Linked DNA regions of Mus musculus: region 1 is linked to region 2. A link is a contact called in ENCODE Hi-C data. All regions are on one chromosome and are shown on one strand. Each heading gives the region's core, a stretch centred on a gene start or an enhancer-like site at or near the end of the contact. The rest is flanking DNA. Distances are from core to core; before and after follow the strand shown. Region 1 holds the start of Dlg3 (discs large MAGUK scaffold protein 3). Region 2 holds the start of Gdpd2 (glycerophosphodiester phosphodiesterase domain containing 2).

What was found. Hi-C counts contacts between places; a loop is a spot of excess contacts on that map.
Region 1: a map of T-helper 17 cell shows a loop between it and region 2 (2.2-fold over the local background). The contact joins the promoter of Dlg3 here to the promoter of Gdpd2 in region 2. A Hi-C loop is called at or near these places in 3 of 37 maps with a recorded cell type or tissue (T-helper 1 cell, T-helper 17 cell and T-helper 2 cell).

What each region holds. Positions count from the first base shown.
Region 1 is chrX:100,764,547-100,771,243 of GRCm38, forward strand. Dlg3 (discs large MAGUK scaffold protein 3) reads left to right here and starts at 3,176. Exons shown (of 21, transcript NM_016747.4): 1 at 3,176-3,882. The coding sequence starts at 3,526.
Region 2 is chrX:100,725,339-100,732,794 of GRCm38, forward strand. It overlaps Gdpd2 (glycerophosphodiester phosphodiesterase domain containing 2), which reads left to right and starts at 4,509. Exons shown (of 16, transcript NM_023608.4): 1 at 4,509-4,857; 2 at 6,734-6,847; 3 at 7,058-7,161; 4 at 7,456. The coding sequence starts at 6,743. Gm52438 (a long non-coding RNA gene) reads right to left here and starts at 3,830. Exons shown (of 3, transcript XR_003953096.1): 1 at 3,419-3,830. Kif4 (kinesin family member 4) reads left to right here. Exons shown (of 30, transcript NM_008446.2): 29 at 790-912; 30 at 1,121-1,933. The coding sequence ends at 1,321.

The sequences.
Region 1 (6,697 bases), core at 1,926-4,425, 38 kb after region 2:
GTGATTTATTAAAGTCCTTCTTGATGTCCTCTACCATCATCATGAGATATGCTTTTAAATCTAGGTCTAGGTTCTCAGGTGTGTTGGGGTTCCCTGGACTGGGCGAAGTGGGTGTGCTGGGTTCTGGTGATGGTGAGTGGTCTTGGTTCCTGTTAGTAAGATTCCTCCGTTTACCTTTCGCCATCTGGTAATCTCTGGAGTTAGTAGTTATAGTTGACTCTGTTTAGAGATTGTTCTTCTGGTGATTCTGTTACCGTCTATCAGCAGACCTGGGAGACAGATTCTCTCCTCTGAGTTTCAGTGCTCAGAGCACTCTCTGCTGGCAAGCTCTCTTACAGGGAAGGTGCGCAGATATCTTGTATTTGGACCTCCTCCTGGCCGAAGAAGAAGGCCCAAAACAGGACCTTTCTCAGACACTGTGTTGCTTTGGCAGTTCCCAGGTGGTACAGACTCTCACCTAAGCAGACTAAATTCCTAAGTTCCTTGGAGTCCCGGGACCAAGATGGCGACCGCTGCTGCTGTGGCTTAGGCCGCCTCCCCAGCCGGGTGGGCACCTGTCCTCCGGTCCGGAAGGTGGCCGGCTGTCCCCGGCCCACACAGGGTGCTGCCTCAGCTCCTCTGTGCTTCTGCCTGTTCCAGAAGCTGTCAGGTTCTCTGGCGCACCCTCTCACCTGTTCAGACTAATTTCCTAAGTTCGGCGGGTCCCGGACCAAGATGGCGACCGCTGCTGCTGTGGCTTAGGTCGCCTCCCCAGCCGGGCGGGCACCTGTCCTCCGGTCCGGAAGGTGGCCGGCTGTCCCCGGCCCACACAGGGTGCTGCCTCAGCCCCTCTGTGCTTCTGCCTGTTCCAGAGGCTGTCAGGTTCTCTGGCGCACCCTCTCACCTGTTCAGACTAATTTCCTAAGTTCGTGCATATTTCTTTAAACAGTTCACACCATGGATTGTCTGTCAGTGCTCTCCATACCATCGGGAAGATGTTTAGTAACTTTCGATATAAGTAATCAAATGAGAGACGTGCAGAAATCACGTCTTTCTCTAGAACTGCTTGTAGTACCAAAATCTGCAGTAGACAGGTCTCTGTAAATGAATAGAACCAATAGAATGTATACATATTATATGTGGGCTTATTGGATTGGCTTACATGATAGGGAAACTAGCAGTCCAACAATGGCTGTCTGTACACTGGCAAGGCATGGAATGTGGTAGCTGCTCAGTCCAAAAAAAAAAAAAAAAAGACATTTCAGCAGACCCAATCCAGTGTCAAAAGCCTGGAGAGTCACTGAAAAGTCACTGGTGTTAAGTTCACTTGGATAAAGTCTGGTGGCGGCCAATAATGGCAACAGCAGTGATACGTGCAGTCAAAAGGAAGAGAAGAGGGAATAAAGGGATGGCTCAGTAGCTAAGAGCACTCGTTGTTCTTGCAGAAGACCCAAATTTGGTTCTGAGGGACAACTATCTGTAACTTCAATATCTGAGGATCTGACACGCCCTACTGGCCTCTGCCAGAACTGCACGCAAATGGCTCAAATACATACATGCAGGTAAAACACTAGTACACAGAAAATGAAACAAGTCTACAAATAATTTTTGTAAAGGAAGTGAAAGCAGGCATAGGCTTGCTGCATTTTACTCAGACCTCTCTGTATCTGGGTGACCCATTGGAAGATGCCACTCCCACTGAAGGTCTGTTCATCCGCACTTGAAATGCCCTCACAGATATGCCCAATGCGTATCTTCTAGGTGATTCTAATTCTACTGAAGTTGACAACCATGGCTAGTTACCATAACTATATGGTTTTCTGTTCTTTGTTGCACTTACGTTTGTCTACATCCTCTCAGGGACTGGGTCTGTTTGTTGTATATCGTATTGTTCTATTACTATATTCTAGAACAGTGTTTGGCATGAACATCTGTTGAATTAAGCCCAAGTCTCTATTCACAACACCCATGTGATGGCTTTACACCGGGTAAGTGCTCAATTAATGTCTGTTAAATGAAACGGAGACCTAAAATCTGCAGAACTTAGAGCACAGTGCTTATCTGAGTAGTTTAGAGCATGGGTTCCAGTCAAATGGCAAGAACTTTCATCTCTCAGTTATGCTACCTAGTTGTGTTAGCACCGCTGAGCTTACAGTTCTTATTGGTAGAATGGAGGTACCTTTAGTACTGCCTTGATAGAGACTTTTGTTTGCACCTCAGACTTTGTAACGATTCAGTCATTGTCTGCTAAAGATAAAACAAGGACAGAAACAAAAAGCTAGCCTGGGTGGCACCTGTAATATCACCAATCAAGTAGTTGAGGCAGGATGATCACTCTGTCTCAAAAAAAAAAAAAGATTCTTTCTGTCTTATGATTACCCTTTCCCCACCTTCCAACAGCGTGAGCGAGGAGAAGTCAAGGAGACCTCCTTCAATCGGGATTCCTGGGTGCTGTGCCAGAACCAAAGAATTGGCTTCTTTCACTTTAGATCTTTTCTTACCACTTCCTTGTACCCGAACTCCCTTTCCTCGTAACATTTCAAGCCTCTTTTCCCTAACATAACCATGGAGTGGAGGCAGAAGTGTCGGAGGCAGGCATAAATAGTTTTCTCTCGTTGCCGGTTCTGAGGTTAGTCTCTCACTGGTGATGTAAGAAAGGTCGACTGTGAGAGATACTCATTACAGGGCCTAGGAAATGAAAGAACAATGGTCCTGATGAGGATGCGCTGACAGACCTGGATGCTGCCCTTTTCCTTGGTCCCCTGCAGGAGGCAGCACTTCGCGCACCCTGTCCAGATGCCCCTTTGATCGGTTCTATTGCTGCCTTTACTTCTGATGGCCCTAGCTTAGAGCAAGCTTAGGGACCCATTGAGCATCTCACTGCAACTCCCTCTTGCCAGTGGGGCGGGGTGGAGCGGGCAGAAGACAGCCTGAAATTGGCAACACGAGAACACAGGATCGCAGGATCATACTCTTCAGCTCTCTAGTGGCCCAAATCTCAGCCACCTAGACTAGGGTTGCCAGTAACTCCACAGAATAGGGGAGATGTGTCTGAGTCCGGGGGGTGGGGGGGCGCCTCTGCTTCTGCTCCTTTAAGAAGCCGCTGTTTAGCATTCCTGCTGCTGCCGCTGCCGCTGCCTGACTCTGCGCTCTGATTGGCTGGAATCAATTGAGAAGGGAGCCAGGGAGAGATGCTCTTGACTCCACTCAGATCCATCCTGGGGACCTGAGCAGAAGAGGTTCTCGCCGCACCTAGCCTTTGCCTGGGCGCCCGATTCTTCTTTGCCGCTGGGCCTCGGCCCAGAAGCCACAACGGGCGACACGGAGCCGCCAGTGCTGGAGGGGGAGCCATGGGTGCGGGGCAGCGTGGGGGCAGAGGCCCCAGGACGCCCGCCCGGCCCCAGGCCCCGCTCAGCCAGGGCACCCCCACGGGTGCCCCCTCCTTCTTGGTCTGAGCAGTGCGAGTGTGCTAGGGAGCCCGGCGGCGGCGGCGGCGGCGTGGAAACTGGCGTGGGCTGGGGGGTCCGAGCCGCGGGGGGCAGTGCCATGCACAAGCACCAGCACTGCTGTAAGTGCCCCGAGTGCTATGAGGTGACCCGCCTGGCCGCCCTGCGGCGTCTTGAGCCTCCTGGCTACGGGGACTGGCAGGTGCCGGACCCCTATGGGCCAAGTGGGGGCAATGGGGCTAGCTCCGGTTATGGAGGCTACAGCTCGCAGACCCTGCCTTCACAGGCAGGGGCTACCCCCACCCCTCGCACCAAGGCCAAGCTCATCCCCACAGGCCGAGATGTGGGGCCAGTGCCCCCTAAGCCAGTCCCCGGCAAGAGCACCCCAAAACTCAACGGCAGTGGCCCCGGCTGGTGGCCCGAGTGCACCTGTACCAACCGGGACTGGTATGAGCAGGTAAGGACCGGCAGATGAGGAGGAGGGGAGGCTGGTGGGACAACCCAAAGGACTAGGGATTGGGGTCTAGGAAGTCTGGGGAGCAGTAGAGGTTGCTGGGGCTCCAAGTCTATGGATCTGAGCCTTTAGCAGCTGACCAAAGAGAGACTGTTGAAAATACATCTTCTATGTGTGTCTGTTTAGGGGGTCTCCGTTTGGAGGGGATTGGGAGGAGCTGTTTGTATCAGGGGGTGATGGTATGGCGGAGGGGCACATTTTTCTAGTGTGGGGGATTTGGGTTTGTCTCAGTGCAGGGCGGGGGGGTGGCAGTGTCTCTGTGTCTGGCAGGGGGCGGGAGGTTCTGCGGGGGTTGTATGTGGTGTGTGTCTCCATAGGAGGGGAGGAGGGGGCATGGTGCTCTGCGTGGGGGGGACATATGTGTTTGTATGTATGTTGGGGTGTGTGGAAGAAAGCAATGGAGCTTGTGTGAATGTATGTATCAGAACCCATGTGCCCAGATGGCTGAGCGTCATCTCTCCATACCATGAGTCCCTCTCCATCCCAGTCCCTTTGTGTGTGAACGTGCACATGGATATGTGAGGATGTGTCTCTGAATGTGAAGGTGTCTCTGTCGATGAGGCTGCAGGGATAGCTGTGTTCGCCCGAGGGTGTCTCCATGTATATGTGTGTAAGCATGTGGCTTCAAGAGTGTACACGTGTGTGTGTGTGTGTGTGTGTGTGTGTGTGTGTGTTGTCCCTGATGAGAAGCGCTTAACAGGCAAAAGGGGGGGGGGCAAGACACATCCCAAGCAAGGCTGAGATGCTGCTGAGAAGGACAGACTCTTTTGTCCAAGCTGCTCTGAAGTGTGTGCTGCGGGGGGTTGGGGGGCAGGGGGTGTTAAACAAGCCTTCTTGCTCCAAAGCAGGCATATTGCCTGGAACCAGGCAAAGGGTAGCTGCCCTAATGCAGGGTCTTCTCTGAGTGGGACATGGCCCTTATGGGTACCCACAGATGTGAGAGAGCTTAGCTCCCCAGCTCTGATTTGGCACAGCTTGGGAGCCCCTGGGTGCTGGGCACAACTCCGGCTTCCACTCCCAGCCTGAACTGCCAGCTTAGAAAATGGAAGGAGCGTCTGTGGGAGAAACAGCAAAATGGAGGCTGGGCCAGCAGAGCCAGGTCTCTGGCACGCATGGCGGAGGGCCTGTCTAGTTCTTCAGTTCTGCAACCCCCAGGGTGGAAAGAGAGGAGGAGAGGCTTTGCTCTCTATGGAAGGTGCTGACTGTCCCAAGCTGGTGACCATCTGGTCACCCCTGTCCTCTTCGGAGAATAGGATGTGCTTTTACCTAGAAGCAAAAGAGGGGGCTTCTTGGAGATCAGAATTATCCATTCTGTATGTCTGTCTGTCTACACCTCTTCCTATGTCCCTAGCCTTGGTTCCTTGCCCTCTCCAGTGAGTCCCCTCTTTTTTGCCCCTCCCTTATAAGCACACGCTCATGCTTGGCCTGCCTAGTGAGAAATAGGTGCCAATTCCAGGGCCGGGCCTGTTGGGTGATCTTTGGATGGCTCCTGACCCTAGAGGCAAGGTCCCTGAGTGGAAGTGGGACCAGAGCTAGAGGGTGGACTACTGGGAGCTGAAACCTCCAGGTGCCACCCAAACTAGGTGGGCATGGCTTATCACATGTGGAACACACATGGTACACTAGGTACACGAGAGAGTGTACCTGCATGGGCTCTCTTTTGCTCTGTAACGGTTGTATGGCACTTCAGTTGGCTGTGTTAGTTGCGGGGGGGGGGGTCTCTGATGAAGCAGTGATTTTTCTTCCTGGGACCAGGGTGAGGCTGCAGCTGGAGCCCTCCCCACTGACTCCTTAAGACCACAGAACATGAAGGGGGAGAGAGAGGGGAGGCTAGTCAGCACTCTTGAAGCCAGTGCTGCAGAGGATGAAGGTGGGAAGGGGGAGGCAGAGCAGACTATGTTAGAAGAACACTCACCCTGTGTGCTCTCTTCTGGGGCCACAACTTCAGAAGGGTGTAACACAGCCAGAGAAATGTGGATCAGTGCTGGGACACTTGGTGAGGGAGACAAGGGGCTTCCTTTAGTCTTGAAAATGATTGTGGGAATGAGGAAGCAGGTGTACTTGTCTGTGCAGAATCAGATTTCCACTTGAACAAAGGCCACAAGTATGTCCTGTCTGGAAGGCAATGTCTATTTGTTGCTGAAAACAACCTGTGTTTTTTTTTTTTTTTGAACCCCTTACTAGCCTGTCTTGCCATGGCTACTGTGTGCTTAAGATCACAAATTCTGATCCTACTGTCTATGGGTCATCAGGTTCCCCGTCATGGGAAATTTTGTCTACCCCAGTCCTGTCCTAACCCTGATTTGTCCTCAGACTCCTGGCCAGTTCCCACCCTGACCCTTTCTTCTGGAGCACAGAAAGGGTTCAAATCAAAAGTTGCTTTGGAAAAAAATTTGGATTAGGATTTTCACTCCTGTCCATTTGAGAACTTGTATTTCTGGGACCTTTGAAGGACGTGTAAAAATAGGACTTCCGGGAAATAACTCTGATGGAAATAACATGGAGAAGGGATGATCAGCCAAATTACCACTGGCCTTGAAACCTCCTATAGTCCAAAGAGTACCTGGAGATACAAGTTCTATATCCTAACTCCCAGTGTGCTTTTGGCACACCCCACAACCACTCTGGGCCTTAGTGTCCTCAATTGTCATGTGAAAGTGGTATATGTTGTCTTTCTATATCTGACATTGTGGGACTCTATGATCCCAAAGTCAGGGGGAACTGTTGTTCAGAAATGGAGAGGTTCCCTCACCAGGCT
Region 2 (7,456 bases), core at 3,259-5,758:
AAGACCTCTAAGTAAACACCAGAGGACTAAAGTGGCAAGCTATGTGTCGGTCAGGCGCATCGCTGGGACCTGGGAGGGGTCCCTGTTTTCAGTCAACGAAAATCACTGATCTGGGCCAATGCTTCCATTTTACAGAAGAGAAAAAGTAAAAATCCAGAGGCAAGCTGACGTGACTTGCCTGATACACAGCTGGTCCTGGTAACTTAAGATGAAACCGCTGGCTTACAAACAGCTGCCGTTTTAATCCCAGCTCTACCAGAGCCACTTTGTGATCTAAGCGACTTCTGTCCTTTGGATTTTGTTTCCTTATCAGAAAGGAATACTGATGCACGTAGCCTCCCATCGGAGGCTATTGTAGGTAGTAGAACTTTAATCAAAGAAATAATCAAGGTTTGCCCTAATTTTGTTTTATTTTATGTTTTGAGAGTAGGTCTTGCTTGTTAAATACCCTAGGTTAGACTCAAACTTGTCATCCCTCTGCCACGGCCTCCAAGTTCTAGGATTGCAGATATATGCTACCGCACCCAACTTGACCCAAGTTTCCTGCATAGTATGTTTCACTGCAGACCTACACAGGTCCTTGGAGTCTGCTTCTTAAGCATGACTCCATGCCTTTGGGGACAGAGCATGTGAAGCCCTATGGCTTCTCCAAACAGTAGCTGCCTTAGGTTTGCTTTGAGTAATTGACTGATCAGGTCCTCAGAGCTGGGAGCTACCCGGCTAAAGAGGACCAGGCTGTTTTGTAACTTGGATGACTAAATTATAATAACCCTATCTGCTTGATTTCAGGACAATTCAGATGCTATTGAGCTAAACCAAGATTCTGAAAACTCTTTCAAACTGGAAGATCCCACAGAGGTGACCTCAGGCTTAAGCTTCTTCCACCCTATCTGTGCAACTCCCAGTAGCAAGGTGAGTGGCTAAATGCAAGACTTGCAAAAACTATATGCACATCCTCTTCTGCATTAGCTCTGATAGAAGGTTATGGGAGATGGTTGTAGGGAAAGATATTGCTGTGCACTGGCTGGAGTGTTTTATTGAACAGAGCAGTTGTAGGGGAGAGCCTTTGTACTGGCTCAGCTGGGCCTGTGTATTCATTTCTGTCTCTTATCTTTCCTAGATCCTAAAAGAAATGTGTGATGCAGATCAGGTGCAGCTGAAGCAGCCCGTGTTTGTCTCTTCTTCTGACCACCCAGAACTGAAGTCTATAGCGTCAGAATCACAAGAAAATAAGGCCATAGGGAAGAAGAAGAAGCGAGCTCTGGCCAGCAATACCAGCTTCTTCTCTGGCTGCTCTCCTATCCAAGAAGAGTCCCACTGAGTTTAGGGCCATTGTCTCTTCTGTCTGCCGTGGACACAGTCCGAGGGTGAGGCACAGAGGGGAAGAGCACTAATGACTTCAGTAGTTTTAGGTCTTGCTATTGAGAAAATGAGAAAAGTGTCCCTGAAAGGAGGAGGACCTTGGCTGAGTGTTGGCCTTTACTATCTAAGCCTTCAAACAACTACTTTGCTTCTCTAGAAGGCATTGAGCCTTCTACTGGAGAGAGAACCAACTGACCTGCCTGATAAGTCTAGAGGAGCCAGTCCCCAGTACAGTCTAGCTCACTCTTTGTGAGCAGTTGAATTGTCTCTTCATGGAACTAAGGCCGACATGTTCTTCTTTCATGATCACATCAGCTTAATGGAAGAGTCTCGAGTAGGATGGAGACCTGGCTCGACTCCCTCACCACACCTCATGAATTGGGCAGGGAGCTTTCCTGCTCCATTCCAACGCCAGACTTGACAAACCCTTCAACTGTCTGTCACACGTGTTACTGAAGTGAATGTCACATTTTAAAAATGTTAAGAAAATAAATAAACCTTAGTTCATCTACTAGTTGAAGGAGATCCTTCTATGCTAGAGGAAGAAATAAAATTCCAACATGTTTTCTTCATCCCCTGGGAAGTCTTAAAGAGATCCATTTCAGTTTCCCCACAAATACACATCCTTCCTTTTTCTGGGAAGGCTGCCTAGTGTTTTGTTTGGTGGTTTGTTTTGTTTACAGGGATAGGGACTGAGCAAAGGGGCTCACAGACATGCCAGGCAAACATTCTATCACTGAGCTACACCCTGACCCAGCTCCCTACTGCTGCTTTAGGAGCATGAAGGACCCTGACAAAGCTAGTTTCTACACATTTCGTGAGCATCCCCTTCCCCATATGCCTGCCAGAACTGTGTTTGCTTCTCAACAAAAAGATGCTTAGGCTAGAGACATGGCTCCGCGGTTAAGAGCAGTGGGTACTCTTCCAGGGGTCCTGAGTTCAATTCCCAGAAACCACATGGTGGCTCATGACCATCCGTAATGGGATCTGATGCCCACTTCTGGCTTACAGGCATATATGTAGTTAGAACACTGTATACATATGTCTTAGTCAGGGTTTCTATTCCTGCACAAACATCATGACCAAGAAGCAAGTTGGGGCAGAAAGGGTTTATTCGGCCTATACTTCCATACTGCAGTTCATCACCAAGGAAGTCAGGACTGGAACTCAAGCAGGTCAGGAAGCAGGAGCTGATGCAGAGGCCATGGAGGGATGTTACTTACTGGCTTGCTTCCCCTGGCTTGCCCAGCCTGCTCAGTTATAGAACCAAGACTACCAGCCCAGAGATGGTCCCACCCACAAGGGGTCTTTCCCCCTTAATCACTAATTGAGAAAGTGCCTTACAGATGGATCTCATGGAGGCATTTCCTCAACTGAAGCTCCTTTCTCTGTGATAACTCCAGCTGTGTCAAGTTGACACAAAACTAGCCAGTACAACATAGTAAACAAATCTTTTTAAAAAAATGTTCAAGGTCCTTAGCCTGTACTTTGCATATAAGAAAATCAAGTGTCTGCTTTACCATACAATAGCAAATACTTGAGAGATGGAGTTGACTGGAGAATGTGTTTAATTTAGCTCATGGTTTTGGAGGCCCTGGGCCATGCTTAGAAACCCATATTAGATCATGACAGAAGTACGATGGAGCAGGATGGGAGAAAATAGTGGAAGGATCTGGGTCCCATCACCAGCCTTCGAGAGCATACTCTCCAGTATACAAAAGACAGACACTCCACGAGAACCTACCTCGCTATAAAGTTTTCCCCAACCTCCCAAATTGTACCACAGGCCAGGGAACAAGCTGTGAACACACAAGCCCTTGGGGAACATTAAATATCTAACAGAGATAGTACCGTGGTACAAAGAGGTGGTTATATAGAGTTACAATGTCAGTGAATATTAGAGCTGGGAACAGAAGCCAGTTACATTTACCATATAGTTCTTTCTAGTGCCCTGCAATCCTACTAATGCTTTTCCGTTTACAGAACAAAACTACTGCCCCCTTGCTTTCTCCCTTAAAAAGGAAGTGGGGGGGGGGGGACAAGGATTATTCCTTACCTTATGCCAGATTTCTTGTCTCCAGTTAGAAGCCAGAAGGGGGGCCAGCCATGCAGTACCTCATACAGGCTATATTTGAAACCTTTTGGGAGTTTGCAAGCCTTGAGGCTCATCCATGCATATCGAATGCTGTCCCCACCCCACCACCCCCAAAAGGCTCTCAAACCATCCCCACGTACAAGAAAACAAGACTCTAGAATCCACCACAACCCAAGCAAAGGAAATTGAAAAACAACCTGCCAAGAATGACTCCCAGTGGAGGACTAGGTGACCCGCTGGCCCTCCCTGGCTTCCTGCCAGCAAGCAGCCTTGCTCCTCTTTGCATTTTAATTCTGAGAGAGTTAGAGAATCTCTGTCATTGCCAAATAGAGCCTCTGGATACAATGGGAAAGCTGAGAGGGAGGGAACCAGCTCCTGGCAGAAGAGAGCCAGTCTCCCTCACTGGATAAAATTGAGTGTGTGGAGGGGGAGGGGAAGCCAGCTTATCTGTAAGGAGTCATCCTTTCCCACCCTCCATAGTGCTCACACACAGACCCCAAGTCACTTCATCAGCCCCAATCCAAGAGCTGTCCATCAACACAGCTCCCATGCAATCCTGTACTTTTTATACTAAGCTGACCACAGCTTGCTAGGCCACCTGCTTCTTTTGTACATGTTCATCTTCCAAAAGCCTGGTACCCTAATACACTATACACTCCTGAAGCCATTCAGTGCTTGATAAACAAGACAGCGAGCCTGATATCCTGAATGAGCACCTGATGGGTGGTGCGGTGAGGGCTATTGAATACATCCACAGGGACTCCTGGTCCAGAAATGGGGCATCTTACTGCCTAGAGTTCATAAAGTCACTTCAATAGCATCACATCGATGGAACTTGCAGAAGTATAAATAGCCCAAGAGGAAAGGGAAGCTAATGATTGGAAGTTGTACTCCTAGGAAGCTTGAGGTTAGACTTCCTTATCCACTCAAGAGTTTCTAGGGGACTGGCAGGGCCCCTTCTCCTCGCTGCCAAGTTGCAAAATTGTGTGGTCACCTCCCCCAGCTTCCCTCCCTCCTATGCCCTCAGTCCTGGCCTCCTAGAGCCAGGACAAAGCCCTCAGGCAGTGACTGGGAGGGGAACAGGAGGAGGGACAGAGGGATGGGGAAGGCTGCACAAAGGAATTCCTCACACCAAGCCCCCTGACTGCCAGCTCCAGAGAGTAAAGAAGCCGACCTCCTCTCCAGCTAGCTCACTCGCTCATCTTCCCACCATGACTGTGCTCGAGCCATAGCGCCTCTCCCGGCCTTCCAAGAGGACCCACACTTCTTCCTGTAGGTGGCAACAGTGACACCTGTTTGACCAGTGAGGCTGAGCCAGGGACTGCAAGAGGGAGGAGGCAGACAACTCGGAGAGGAGCTGGGAGGCAGAGCTGCGGGCTTGCTTGCTCACTGTGTAAAAGGTGTGAGGGCTCGGGAAGGCTGGGGGCTACCGCTGGGGAGCCGGGAAGCAAAGAGCGGCTCAAGCCGGGAGGGATGGAGCCCAGGGGGCTATGCAGCACCCCTGTCAGATTCCCTGCTCCGGGTCTTTCAGACTGGCCAGATCCTGATTCCATCTTCCAGGCAACTCTTGAGGGAGGTAGGACTCTGGAAATCTGGGGTGCCCGGGTATGACCCTAGACGAAGCAAGGGATGTGGATTGGTGCTCAGGGCAGGATACTGTAGCCCAGTTCCGGGATGGGGAGAAGCAGGGGCCTCTCTTTGGGTTGACCAGTCAGTATAGTGGGAAGGGACCCAGCTCCCACCCCTCCACTACCTAGACGGGACCCTCCTTTCCTAAGGAGAATTTATTAAGGGGGCATCTTTAAGAGCAGACACACCTTGCGTTCTTGCAAGAGCTCTCACACAGAGTGAAAAAGCGACACCGTTCCTTTGTACAGGACAGTTAGATGAGAGAGAGAGAGAGAGAGAGAGAGAGAGAGAGAGAGAGAGAGAAGAGAGAGAGAGAGCAGAGAGGAGAGAAAGAGGGAGAGCATAGAGGGAGAGAGGGAGAGAGAGAGCAGAGAGGAGAGAAAGAGGGAGAGCAGAGAGGGAGAGAGAGAGAGAGAGAGAGGAGAGAGAGCAGAGAAAGAGAGAGAGAGAGATTATCCAGAGGCTCCTTTACATAGTCATTTTGAAACCCATTTTACTGGGAGCCACAAGTCCACTAGTGCACACACATGTTCATCTGCTGATACATGACCCACAGTCACACCCTGCTTATTGCTTACGTTGGTAGTTCAGTAGTAGACTTCTCACCTGCTGCAAACTGCACACCCTCTCAAGTAGAATCACACTCACAAGCCCAGTCTGGTTTGTAGATCTGCTTAGTCTCAGCCGTACTGAGAACCACAAGGCACAGGAATACCCTGCTCCAGAACAATTCCCCTGCCGCCGCCACCACCCCCCCCCCCCGCTACAGACACGCACAAGCAGACACGCACACATGCACCTTTGCCCTGTGTGCTTAATGTACTTTAAGGATAGCTCAGAGGGTGGGGCCTCTGGGACGGGGAAGGTGGGAGTTGGGTTTCTATTTGGGGTGGAGGGTGACTGTATATGATGTCTGGGAAGGAAATGATAAGGCTAGGTTGTGGGGGCGGGGGGGAGACTTGGATTTTCTGGACTGTGCAGACAGGAATGAGGTTCCTTTAGAAGGCAGTGATCCAGGCAGCCTGCTCCCCTCAAGTCTTCTATTTTACAGTGCCCCTAACCCCTGAGAAGTGGACACAGAGAATCTTTTAGTCAGGGGCTTTGTGGTTTGTTCAATCCCGTATCCATAGCAACTAGTCAACTGGCTGTGTCTCTCTCAGCCTGGGGTCAGAATGAGAACCTCAGCTTCAGGTTGACTCCTGCTTTCTGGGGTGCAAGACAGCACCAGGCTGCCTCAAGCTCAGGCAGATCTGCCTTAACTTGCCGAACTGAGTTTGCCCCACCCTGAGGCAATTTCTCCTAAGTTACTCTGGGCAAGCACTCCAAAGCCAGCTTTGGATGTCATTAAATAGGAAGGATCTGGAGAGAGTGGGTACACATATGACGCCTACAAAAAGGCTGGGCCACTGACCTCCCAGGTATCAAAAATAAGGGGCAACTCCAGAAACGGTTCCTCTTTTCTGGGTTTAGAATTTGTCACCTCATGAACTCCAGAGCTCCGGGTCTGCTCTGTGACAGCCAACCTTCCTGCTGAGCAGCATCGAAGGCTTCTATCTACCTGCCCCAGGCTCCTCAGATACATGGAAAGGGAGACTGAGATCTGTCCTCTATGTGGGTCCCTGATGGTCAAATGTCCTTTTCCCCCAGGCCTTAACCATGGCAGATTCCCCCGGCTGCTGCTCCATCTGGGCCCGCTGCCTCCACTGCCTGTACAGCTGCCACTGGAGGAAATATCCTAAACAGAAGATGCAAACCAGCAAGGTGGAGAAGGGATGGGGGGGTGACAAATCAGAAGGCTGCTTGGATTCATAGGCAGCTGGGAGGAAGGGATTTTCTCTCCCCCAGGAAGAAAATCTCCCTCAAATACTGGAAGAACAGCTCAGTGCAGGGCAGGAAGCTGAGCTGCCATTCTGGGGGCCTCTCAGCATGAAATGGGGATCAGCTGAGAGCTTCTCTCCTGCTCCTTTGCAGTGCGACTGTATCTGGTTTGGCCTGCTCTTCCTCACCTTCCTCCTGTCCCTGGGATGGCTGTACATCGGGCTCATCCTTCTCAATGATCTGCACAACTTCAATGAGTGTGTCATGTACCACCTCCTTCCTCCACCTACCGACCAACCTACATCCTACCCTGGGCTCAGCCCCCACTATAAGTTATCCCCAGCTCTCCATGGCCCCCGTATCCCAGCACTATCAACATCCTTAGAAAATTCCTCCAGGAAAACTCACCAATCCCTAGAGACCGTGGCTCTAAGAAACATTTCCCCCTCACCCCCATCTAATGGGTTTCCTGGATCTAGCCACTTCAACTCCCAACTTACCCTACCCAAGACACCTCCTCCCCTTGAACATCTTCCTTTACCCTCCTACAGA